2 separate regions of the Homo sapiens genome follow, and region 1 is linked to region 2. A link is a contact called in ENCODE Hi-C data. All regions are on one chromosome and are shown on one strand. Each heading gives the region's core, a stretch centred on a gene start or an enhancer-like site at or near the end of the contact. The rest is flanking DNA. Distances are from core to core; before and after follow the strand shown. Region 1 overlaps LINC00446 (long intergenic non-protein coding RNA 446). Region 2 holds the start of OBI1 (ORC ubiquitin ligase 1).

Region 1 (5,276 bases), core at 714-3,213, 640 kb before region 2:
AGTTATCTCATTCCTGAGAAAACTATAACTTTCCTGGTAGATCCACAACTTTGGATAGGGATGGTGAAAGGTGCCAATAATTTTGCAGATGGTCTCAAAGGCAGCAAAGGCAGATCTGCTTTTATGGGTGTTTTTAAGCTGTTCAGTCTACTTAATTTGCTACTGTAAATGTTTTGCATATTTAAAAATTGGGCTTAAATTTTTTTAAAAATAACTTTGGCTCACCCTAATGAATAACTCCCAGAATTAAAAAATTGAATAGCAAAAACAAAGTAGTTGTTGCAGAGAACCATAGTCGTGGGAACCATAGTTGTCCTTGCTTTTATTTATTAGTCACATAACCTTTGGTGTATCACACCTACTAAAGTCCATGAAATTAATGTCTTTATGGTATTTTGAATGAGAGTGGTTGCTCTCCGGTGTCGTTTGATTCTTTCTCCTCTTTGAGGAGTCCACAGTATAGCCACACTTTGGAGAAAAGTATCAAAAAGTGGTTTGTCTTTTGACTTTTTGACTTCTCCTTGTCCACTTCCAGCCGCAATCATCTCCCTCCTACCAGACTCTGGGACGTGAATGTGTAATTACAGCCCATTGTCTGTGCAGCAATTATAGCCTAATTTGACTTGTTGCACAGAAAGATGACAAAAGTGCTGGCTGTCAGGCAGGGTCAGAGGTCAGCCATTACCCCACGGACTACAGGCAGCAGCCTCATCAGGATTCTGTGGAAGGCTCGTCTCTGGGCAGGACGGGTCTGCAGCTGTCTGTGCGTCTTTGCAGATGACTCTGGGTGAAAACATGGACTGTTTTCAAGATAGATGATCCCAGCGTGCAGTTTGGCTTCTTGCTTTCTTATCAAAGATGTCAAAATTGTTCTGCAGTGAATGAAGCTATTTCTTGTGCCTTCTATATAAATTTTGAGTGGGACATGTACATAACCCAGCTTTAAGATATTTTATCAACTTTCTAGAAATAAAGTTAAGATTATGAAATGGTATTTAAAAGGAATGTTAAATCAGTATGCTACATTAGTATGAAAACTCCTGTGTGTTAAATAGGATAATAACTTGGATGCAATTAAATGAATTGTATCCAGATAGAAAGTCCTAGAGACACTATAAATAAGAATCATAAAATCACAAAGTAAAACTAAAAAAGCATATCCTGTATCAGTTAACCTAGTCCTTGTAGGTAATAAATAAATATTCCTTAAATAATTTTTCTTATGTTTTGTCTATTCTACATTTAAGTCTCTGATAGTAGGCAAATTCAGATCTATTTCAAGAGAGAGAACATTTTACTGTTATTGAAAGATTCTTTAATCCCATTTTCAAATATTTGATATATTTAACATAATTGATCTTCTCCAAATTTAGACAGACATACTGGTCAAACTCATAGTCATTTCAATGAATGAAAGTAATAGAAATTATAATTGAGAGAAAATATGCTAAGTGACAGTGCCAATATTCTAGAAATCAGAAACAAAATACAAAATGGGCTTGAGAAAATTGGTTCATTTAAAAAAATATATTTAGTAAGGGCCAATCTAAGGTGGATGGGGGCAAAAAAAGTTTAAACACAAATCCAGTTAGGTACAATAAAAAATACATTTTGATGCCAATGCACTTAATAGGCAGTATAAATAAAATGCTTTTATGAAATATAGCAATGTGATATTGTAATCTAACCAAATATGTTAGGTACCAGGAAGCATTCCTTACTATTTTATTCTATAAAAGAAGAGGATTGTATTCGTTTCTACTACTCTATTTCATTATTTTATTCTTGTCAGAAAGCTGTAGTGCACTTAAGAGTTTAGGGCAGGATTTTAAGCCCTAGAAAGCCAGGTAATAATCAAAGAAAAGTCATTTTTAGGTTCCCAGGCTGAGGTAAAACATAGAAGTCAGGAAATGGTTTAATAATGAGTAAGCAAACAGGAAGTGAAAGCAGTGAGCCACACAGGCCAGCTGACTTAGATGATCATGGCAGGCTCAGAGACGAAGGAAGTGAGAATTCAGCTGTCAAACCAAGAGTGTTGGCACCAGAGATTACAGTGGGTGTGTGGGAAACCTATCATCCAATTCTTTGCCTGCAACAAGGGCATTTGAGATTCATGACCATTTCAAAGATCTGGTTGTATGGCCTAATTCACCTGATCCTTTGGGTGAATGCTAAGAGAACTGCCACCATTTCCATTATAACAAAAGTACTCTTTATTGAGGAATTGTTATATAGTGGGCGTAGTATAGGTAAACACTTACTCACTTATTCCCTTATTCTATATATGAGTACTGAGCTTAGAATGTGCCAATTACTGTGATACTGACTAGGATACAACAGCAAGTGAAAACAAATATGGTCCTTGCTCTCACAGCTAGGATGAGGTAGATATTAATTATATAATGTATATAACTTAAATAAATATAAATACACATGTAATTTAAAATGTGTTAAGTACTATTGACAATAGAAAGGGGTACTTGGAATATAGGTAGATGAAGAATAAAATTTGATTTAACGTTCATAATCTAGTAGAAGTCTCCTTTTACAGAGAAATAGGCAGAGGCGTGGAGAAGCTAATTCCCAAAGTCACAGGCCTACAAGAGGAGAGCTGAACTCTTCTGTATAGTCTTCCTGGTCACATACTAACTAAAACAAGACTCACACAAATGTAGAACTGAAACAGAAACTTAGATCTTGTATAAATTAATTCATTGATTTATTCAAATAATATTTGTTGAGTGGCAGCTCTAGGTACAGGGGACATCATAGAAAAAGGCCCTCTTTTTTGTGCAAATAAGACTTATATTTTAGTGGGTAAAAATAGATGAACAAACTGGCTACCTAAATATCAGTGATAAAAGAATAGCAAAGAAACAGACTTGTGTGATGGACAATGACAGAATGGCTCATTTTTCTTAGCAGTACCAGGAAAGGCCTCCCTGAAACCAGAACAGGAAGAAGCAGGCCCTTCAGAGGGCTCAGGGAAGAGTCTTTCAGCTAGAGGGAATTGCTTGGACAAAGGCCCTGAGAAGGGAATAGCTTGCATGTTTGAGAGACAGAAAGAATCTCCGGGTGGCAAGAGTATCAGGAAGAGACACGTAGGATGAGTCTGAAGAGACGTTCAGGGTCCAGATTACAAAGGACCTTGTGGGTCAGGGGTTTAGATTTTATTTCAGTTGAATGAGAAGTGTGGGGAAGGTCATTAAAGGAGACAAGGTGAAGAAGATGGGATATGATTTAAGTTTGTTGTTGTTGTTGTTTTTGACGGAGTTTCTCTCTTGTTGCCCAGGCTGGAGTGCAGTGGTGCAATCTTGGCTCACTGCAACCTCCACCTCCTGAGTTCGAGCGATTCTCCTGCCTTAGTCTCCTAGGTAGCTGGGATTACAAGCACACGCCACCATGCCCAGCTAATTTTAGTATTCTTAGTAGAGACAGAGTTTCACCATGTTGGCCAGGCTGGTCTCGAACTCCTGACCTCAGGTGATCCACCCACCTTGGCCTCCCAAAATGCTGGGATTACAGGCGTGAGCCACCACACCTGGCTGATTTGAGTTTTAAATGATCACTCTGACTGTTATGAAGAGGATGGATTAAAGGAGGCTACCATGGGTAAAGGGAGTACCCAGAGGGGCGCTCTCATATGCCTCACAGGTAAGAGAGGATGGTGGCACTGATGAGGCAGCAATAGTGGAACTGGCAAGAAGTGAATGTCTTAAAGACCTTTTTATTAAAGAAAATGTCAAATGCATACAAATTTAGAAAAAAATCGTAAAATAAACTCTGACACACCCATCACCCACATTTGACCATTATCAACTCGTTGCCAGTTTTGTTTCTTATATAGCTCACCAACTTTTCCAGATTATTTTGCAGCAAATATAAAATGTTATATCATTTCATCCATAAATATTACAATATAAATGTTTAATAGACAAGGATTTATATTTTGAATACAATACTAATTTATGCCTAAACATGGACAATAATCCTTACCTTTTTTTCAGTCCTTCTGTTAGATTTTAATCATAACAACTTTTATCAAGTACAACTTTACTGCTAATGTGTCTAATTTTATGTATGTATGTTTTTTTATTGATACATAATAGATGTACATATTTTAAGGGTAAATGTGATATTTTGATACATTCATATTATGTCTAAAGGTCAAATCACGGTAATTGGAATGCACCTCACCTTAAATATTTATCTTTTATTTATGCTAGTAAGATATGAATTGTTCTATCCTCTCTTCATCTGCTATTCCCCCTCCCCTAGTGTTATCAAATATCCTGTCAGTGTTCAAATTTCTTTGTCTTATGACTTTTTAATGATTTATTTGAGTCAAGGTCCTTATGTTCATATATTGCATTTGGTTGATGTGACATTTATGTCTCTCTTGTTATTTTCTTTTCCTTGTAACTTATTCATTAAAGAATTTGTGTGGCTTCATTAAGAGTGTTTGTCAATTTGGACTTACCTAATTGCATCATAAGGGTGTCATTTCATGTGTTCCTCTATCCCCTGTGTCTTCTGTAACAAGTTAGAGCTAAACGTTTAATTGGCTTCAGGTTTATTTTTTTTTTCTTTTCTTTGCCAAATGTCCTTCCATCAGGAGGTACACAATATCTGAGTGTCTCTTTTTGGGATGTTAACAATTGTTGATAATCATCACTCAGATCTCTAAATTAGCAGTTGCAAAATAGTGATAATGTAATTCTATTATTGAGAAGTAGAAATATGGTTTTGAAACATATTTTAGAGATAGCATAGATAAGACTTGCTGATGGAATTCTGATGAGAGGAAGAGAAAGACAGAAATTGAGAATGACTCATGCTTTTGGCTTAAAAAGTTAGGTTGATGGCATTGCCAATTACTGGTTTGGAGAAGGCTGAGAGCAGCTTTAGGGTATGTGGAAAATAAGAGTGAAGGATTATATACCTTATAAATATCCAGGTGGACATCTTAAGAAGGTGGAATAGAATTCAGAAAAGGAATCAGAACTATATAGTATAGTCACAGTATATACTTGTATTTAAAACTGGGGGTCAGGTTGAGATTACCTAGAAGGAGGTGTTTAGAAAGAGAAGAAAAGAAGTTTTGAATACTTATAAGGAATTTTGACCAATTGATCCCTAAGTAGAACCATGCTAGGAATTGAACAGAAAGGTCAACTTGTCCCAGGAAGCTTCTCCAGGTACAACAGTATAAATCCAAGAGTAGGAGTTTCCCTGTATGATACAGAGGAGAAACACTATGCTTGCTTTCGGACAAG
Region 2 (5,937 bases), core at 3,436-5,935:
CTCCATGTACTGACGTGGATGACTTGCTGATCAATCAACAGCTCCAAGTGAACAGTGATTAATGAATTTTGTCATCCTAGAGTGAGGACTCTAAGTTGCATAAGGCTTTGTCTCTAGCCCTATATTTTCAATATTTTAAATAAACAATATGGGTGAGAAGAAGAGAGGCATCCCTGAAAGAAGGGATCCTTTTGATAGCATTCCTTATGGGAAACAGTCAGTCTACTAGAGGATACTCCAAGACACAGGAACTCCTGCATTATAAGGAAGCTGATTTCATTTCTGGTTATTTCAGCCAGAACACTTGCCCTTAATATTAAGTAGAAATCATAATTTTATGGAGCCACACAAGGCTTGAGTCCCTTCCAAATGAAAAATATTTTAATTAAAGATTCCCTATCATATCCATTCATTCCAGCACTATTCCAGTCCACCTACATTCCAATCCCAATTTCATTCTCCCCCAAATGTTTTCAAAATACTCTGGTTTATTGTTTATCTTAAAGGGTAGGACCCAAAACTGGACTCATAGTCGAATGAGAAATAACTGAATATGATACATTAATGCTGAAAAGCATTAGTTGCTTTGCATTTCTCTTGAGAATCTCCTTCACCCTTTCATAAAACCAACTGCGGGCCACATTTGGCTTTCACTCATGGCAAAATGCATGCACGGCCAATAAAAAGTATTACATGCCATAATTTGGTTTCACAGCTTGAGTCCCAATTGAAAAGATAAACCCTGGAATTATCTAGAGGTAAACTGGTTTGTAACAGCCTGGTGGCACTATCAAAATGTCACTTAACAGATACTCTGGGATAGATCATTACTACATTTCTGCTTGCTGGCCCACTAGTTTAAGAAACAAACAAACAAAAAAAAAACAGGGAAGAATAGGTAAGAAAATATGTTATGCGTAAATCATCCCATGGGATGGTACCTAACTTCTTCAGGCCACATAGAGCTCTTACTTACAATATTGGCAAAGTAACTAAAAACATTATTGGGTAGAGAAAATTCACCTTTAAAACTGAAGTAGAGACAGAGGTGTAAATTTTCCAATTTTAAGTGCAAAGACAAAGCATTAACAGGTGAATACCTGGGCTCTCTCTCCTTCCTCTCCATCCCCACTGGCATCTATCTCTTCAGATTTAATGCCCTGCCCTCATCTCTCCCCCTTCATGGTATCCACCTTGTGACCCTCCAGGGATAATGGTCCTTAATTCTGTTGAATAATCAAAAGAGAAGATGCTGACTGTGAGATCTGGGGACATATGGTAACAGTAGCACAAGAACAATTATCTTTAAAAAAGAGCTAGGCACGAAGGACCTTAGGAACATTCTTAGAAGTGGCCAGAGATGCTCTATGTCAGGGAAGCAGAAGCGAACCTGAGGACACGCCAGTTTTAGTATCTCACAGTATAATACGTGTAGGAGGGTGAGCAGCACAATCATACTGAATTTGCTTTCACTATAAAAAAGAAAAGAGACATGGAACCAGCTGAAAATTCTGGATGTACTGTGGCAATTTCCAGAACAAACAGGTCTCATTTGGTTGGGAATGCAAATCTTCATTTTGAAGTGCTCCAGCCTCACAAAGCAACTGGGAAGAACAATTACTGGAAAAGGCTGGTTTCCTCAGTTTGAGGGCTGGCCTCAATGGCTATAGTAAAAGCTAACAGTTATTAAACATTATGTGCCAGACTTTATGCTAAACTTTGCACATGCTTTGTTTAATCTTCTGAAAACTGAAAGGATGGGGAGTTGATGTTATTACCATATTTTTACTGTTACAGATAAGGAAACAGGCTCAAAAGAGTTAAGTAACTTAAGCTGGGAGTGGTGGCTCACGCTTGTAATCCCAGCACTTTGGGAGGCCGAGGCGGGCAGATCACCTAGTTCGGGAGTTCAAGACCAGCCTGACCAACATGGAGAAACCCCGTCTCTACCAAAAATACAAAATTTGCCGGGCGTGGTGGCGCATGCCTGTAATCCCAGCTACTCAGGAGGCTGAGGCAGGAGAATTGCTTGAACCCGGGAGGCGGAGGTTGCGGTGAGCCGAGATCGCGCCATTGCTCTCCAGCCCGGGCAACAAGAGCGAAACTCCGTCTCAGAAAAAAAGAAAAAAAAAAGAAAAAAAGTTAAGTAACTTGTAAAAGGTTGTATGAGTGGTAAGTGGTAGATTAGATTAGAACCCGGCTAGCCTGAATGTAGAACTCAGGCCCTCAGTCACATATCCTTTCTGCTTCCATGGTACCTGGGGGGGGGGGGGGAGGAGCCTGTTTAAAAATCCTTAATTAATTAATTTTCTTTTATTTTTAATTTTTTTTTTTTTTTTTTTTTTGAGACAAAGTCTCACTCTTGTTGCCCAGGCTGGAGTGCAATGGCGCGATCTCAGCTCACTACAACCTCCGCCTCCCAGGTTCAAGCAATTCTCCTGCCTCAACTGGGATTACAGGCGCCTGCCACCACACCCAGCAAATTTTGTATTTTTAGTAGCGATGGGGTTTCACCATATTGGCCATGCTGGTCTCAAACTCCTGACCTCAGGCGATCTGCCCGCCTCGGCCTCCCAAAGTGCTGGGATTACAGGCGTGAGCCACCGCGCCTGGCTTAACCTTTTTGAGCCTGTTTCCTTATCTGTAACAGTAGAAATATGGTAATAACATCAACTCCCCATCCTTTCTGTTTTCAGAAGATTAAATGAAGCATGTGCAAAGTTTAGCATAAAGTCTGGCACATAAGATTAAGACAAAAGTCTTAATCTTTTTATTTTTATTATCTGATTTTTATTTCAGAATAAAGTTAACCAATACAGGAAAAAAAAAACACTAAAAATGCCTGATGTCATGGATGAACTTAGGTGAGGGTTTTACGAAGTAATCTGAAGACAAATGGTAATAATGATAGAGGTTCAACTATGAAGACTCAAAGTCTTAGTATTCTGAAGACACAAATGATAGTATAGAGGTTCAACCACAGACTCTAAGCTTTAATATTCTTATTTTAAAAATGGAAAAACCAGCCCTATCTTAAAGCATTGGTGTGAAGAGTAAACAAAATAATATATGCATACAAAAGCACTCTGTAGTCTGCAAATCACTATATTCTATGAGGTATCACTCTCGTTAAATACAAAAAGTATAGGTTTGGTAAATCAAACAGAACACTGTCAATACAATTGCAAAAGACAGCCTATAACTAATGGAAACTATATATAATGTGTACAAAATACTTCCCAAGAATATTTTTATCAGCCTTTAAAGCCAGTGTTGGAGGAAATTAACTCAGAATTTAACACATATTTCCAGGAACTTTATGTCAGGAGCCAAATGTAGACTGTGGCAAATAGAAACATCGCTTCTTCCCTCCCCCTAGCCGTGCAGGCAGTAAGTAATAGCTCAATGCCAGCTCAAACACCATCCTCGATGAGGCCATCCTTGATCTCTCCAAATTGATCAAGCCATCCCCAATCCATGATCTCCCAGCACATTTGCTATTTCATTGGCATTTCATTCTGACTGCTATCCAGAATTATCAGTTGCTTCCAATGCTGACTTTCTTCTACTTTTTGAATCCAGTAAATTCACACAGAACTTCAAACACCCCAGGCAGATCGTATTGGCCGGCACTCAAATGCTTGCTCTAGAAGTTTGTATTTCTCAAATCTGAGTCTACGGCTCAGTCTGCGCTGGGGGGTAAACACACACCCTGACACACCACAGACGTAAAAATAATTCAGGGTGGAAAAAAGTTGGTGGTTTATCTTTCCCCTTCTTTATCTATTCGGTAAAGAAATGCTCTTTAAAACACCGAAAGTGAGGCACAAATGGAAATGAAAGAGGAGAGGAATGCATTAGAATATTCAAAGCTCCGTTTCTAATTCAGAACCACTTTCCCTACCTTGTTTCACAAACACACTAGGCACCTCTTGCATCACAAAGAGAGAGTATTCTATCTCCTGACTGACCCATTCTTGGAGTTAAAAGCCACACCTCTTATTCTAATACCCTCCAGGAGCACTTACTATTTACTTTTCAAATTAGGAATTCAGAGCAAAGGTCATCCTCAAGGCCAGGATAAAGGCAAAAGGTCTTGGAAATGGAAAAGACTCAATACACAGCACCGTAGGCCCCAGAGGATGAACACTAGTTACAGAGGACTAAGAAGCCCGAGGTGAGGCTCCCAGGAAATGTGTTTTAATGGGCTTCACTACACGCCACGCGAGGCTGCAGAGGGAAGTTAAATATCCCTGCGATGCGTTTCTGATGGGGCCTCCTTCGAGGCCGGTGTCTTGCCAGTGTGAGGCCGCGGGCGGTGGCAGGGCCGTCTCGCCGCCCTCCCGGCAGACCACGGGCCGCTGTCACCCTCCTCCGAAAGGCGCCCAGATGAATCCATTAATCACGGTGCGCTACCCCCATCTCCCAGGACGCGGCCTCCCATCAAGAACGCGGGTTAGCGTTTTCTCCCATCTCCGCGCCTCACGCCCCTTCCCCGCCCCCGCACGAGACGGCCCTCGGCCCCGGCGAGCGACTTATCCAACCCCGTTTTGTAGCTGTGCCCACAATCACCCATTACCTTCCCCAAGCAAATGTGGCACGTGATGGGCAGAGTGAGCGACAATGTAACATTCTGCACGGTCTGAGCCATGGCAGCGTTCAGAATCCCGCCAACACGGAAGTCCCGCCGACCTACCGCTACTCTTCGCCAAGACTGGGCACGCGCGGGCCGGCTACGGCGCCCCGGTAGGGCCATAACCCGCCCAGGAGAGAAAACGAAAACGCGCTTTCGAAACGCGCGATCTCCAAGGCGTTTTCCTTTCATTAAAAAAAAAAAAAAAAAAAAGAAAGAAAGAAAGAAAGAAAGAAAATTCACTGATTAGGGAGCTGCAAGATTCCTGCGAATGTGTAGGAAGGTAGTTTACTACAAGTATCGAGGATCTTGGAAAATCTAAAGGAAAGCGGAATAGTGGAGACAGAAGAGGAAGATACGGAAAGGCGATTTTTTAAATCCCCAAATTGTTTTCGGGGATTGGATGGGGTGAAGGATGGAGAGTTTTTCGCCTAATTATTAAACCCCACACATCCGCCAACACAGCGTAATCAAAACATAGAGAAAAGACATTATCTACACGTTTCAATTTTTTTCAAAACAGCTTTCCACCTCTGTCAGTTCTCTTTCCACTCAATATAATGTGCTTCCAGAGGGCACAATAATTCACTTAAGAAAACAGTGATTGTCTCCTTATCTGTGTCCGAGACGATCCTGATACATTTAATCGCAGCTTTCCCTGAAAATACATTTTTACTGTGGGCTTCTCTGGGTTTTCCACCAAAAGGAGATTAACGTTTTCACGTCTTCATTTCAGGTGCATGGTTGCATATGAAATGTACCGCTGTGTTGTTGAACCCCAAGGGAGAATTTGTGAGGTTATAAGTTGCGTTTCCTACCAACAAAAAAGAAAAAAACCTAAAAGTTCCTAAATTTATCTTAAATGCAGTATAACAAATTTGGAATTTATCTGCAACTTACTTGAAGCGAGGAAGAGCTGATGTGATAAATTACGCTAACAAGTAAAATCTGTGAGTTGAGAGATTTAAAGACAAGACCATCGGGACAACTTTTACTAATCTTTGTGAAAAAGACGCAGTATGACTTCAAGAAGCAGCCTCATGGTTAAGAGAAAGGGGTTCTGGACCTGGGCTGCTTCAGCGGAAATCCCTGCCCCCAACAACTTCCTACCTAAACGGTAGCTCCATGGCTTCTGGCAACTTTTGTTTTGTTTTTTGAGATAGGGTCTAGCTCTGTCACCACTAGGTGCCAACACAGCGACCTCCCAGGCTCAAGCGATCCCATCCGCCTGCCTCAGCCAGCCTCCCGAGTAGCTGGGATTACAGTCATGCGCCACCATGCTTGGCTAATTTTTGTATTTTTAG

Evidence for each region. Hi-C counts contacts between places; a loop is a spot of excess contacts on that map. Pooled maps may share reads with other maps.
Region 1: a loop to region 2 is called in a map of endothelial cell of umbilical vein, with 2.4 times the contacts of the local background. The contact joins the enhancer-like site here to the promoter of OBI1 in region 2. A Hi-C loop is called at or near these places in 3 of 168 maps with a recorded cell type or tissue (CD4-positive, alpha-beta memory T cell, endothelial cell of umbilical vein and naive thymus-derived CD4-positive, alpha-beta T cell), 3 of 37 single-sample maps with no recorded cell type and 12 of 50 pooled maps.

Annotation. Positions count from the first base shown.
Region 1 is chr13:78,020,393-78,025,668 of GRCh38, forward strand. The region is part of intron 2 of LINC00446 (long intergenic non-protein coding RNA 446); the gene reads left to right. Among named protein-coding and RNA genes, the nearest start is that of LINC00446, 10 kb to the left of the region's middle. Within about 2 kb of position 1,964, at least 10 of the 41 ENCODE cell types and tissues checked have a DNase peak (open chromatin) inside an H3K27ac peak, as active enhancers do; they include endothelial cell of umbilical vein, where a contact is called at or near this core.
Region 2 is chr13:78,654,470-78,660,406 of GRCh38, forward strand. It overlaps OBI1 (ORC ubiquitin ligase 1), which reads right to left and starts at 4,686. Exons shown (of 6, transcript NM_024546.4): 1 at 4,580-4,686. The coding sequence starts at 4,651. RefSeq lists enhancers at 3,094-4,054, 3,965-4,044.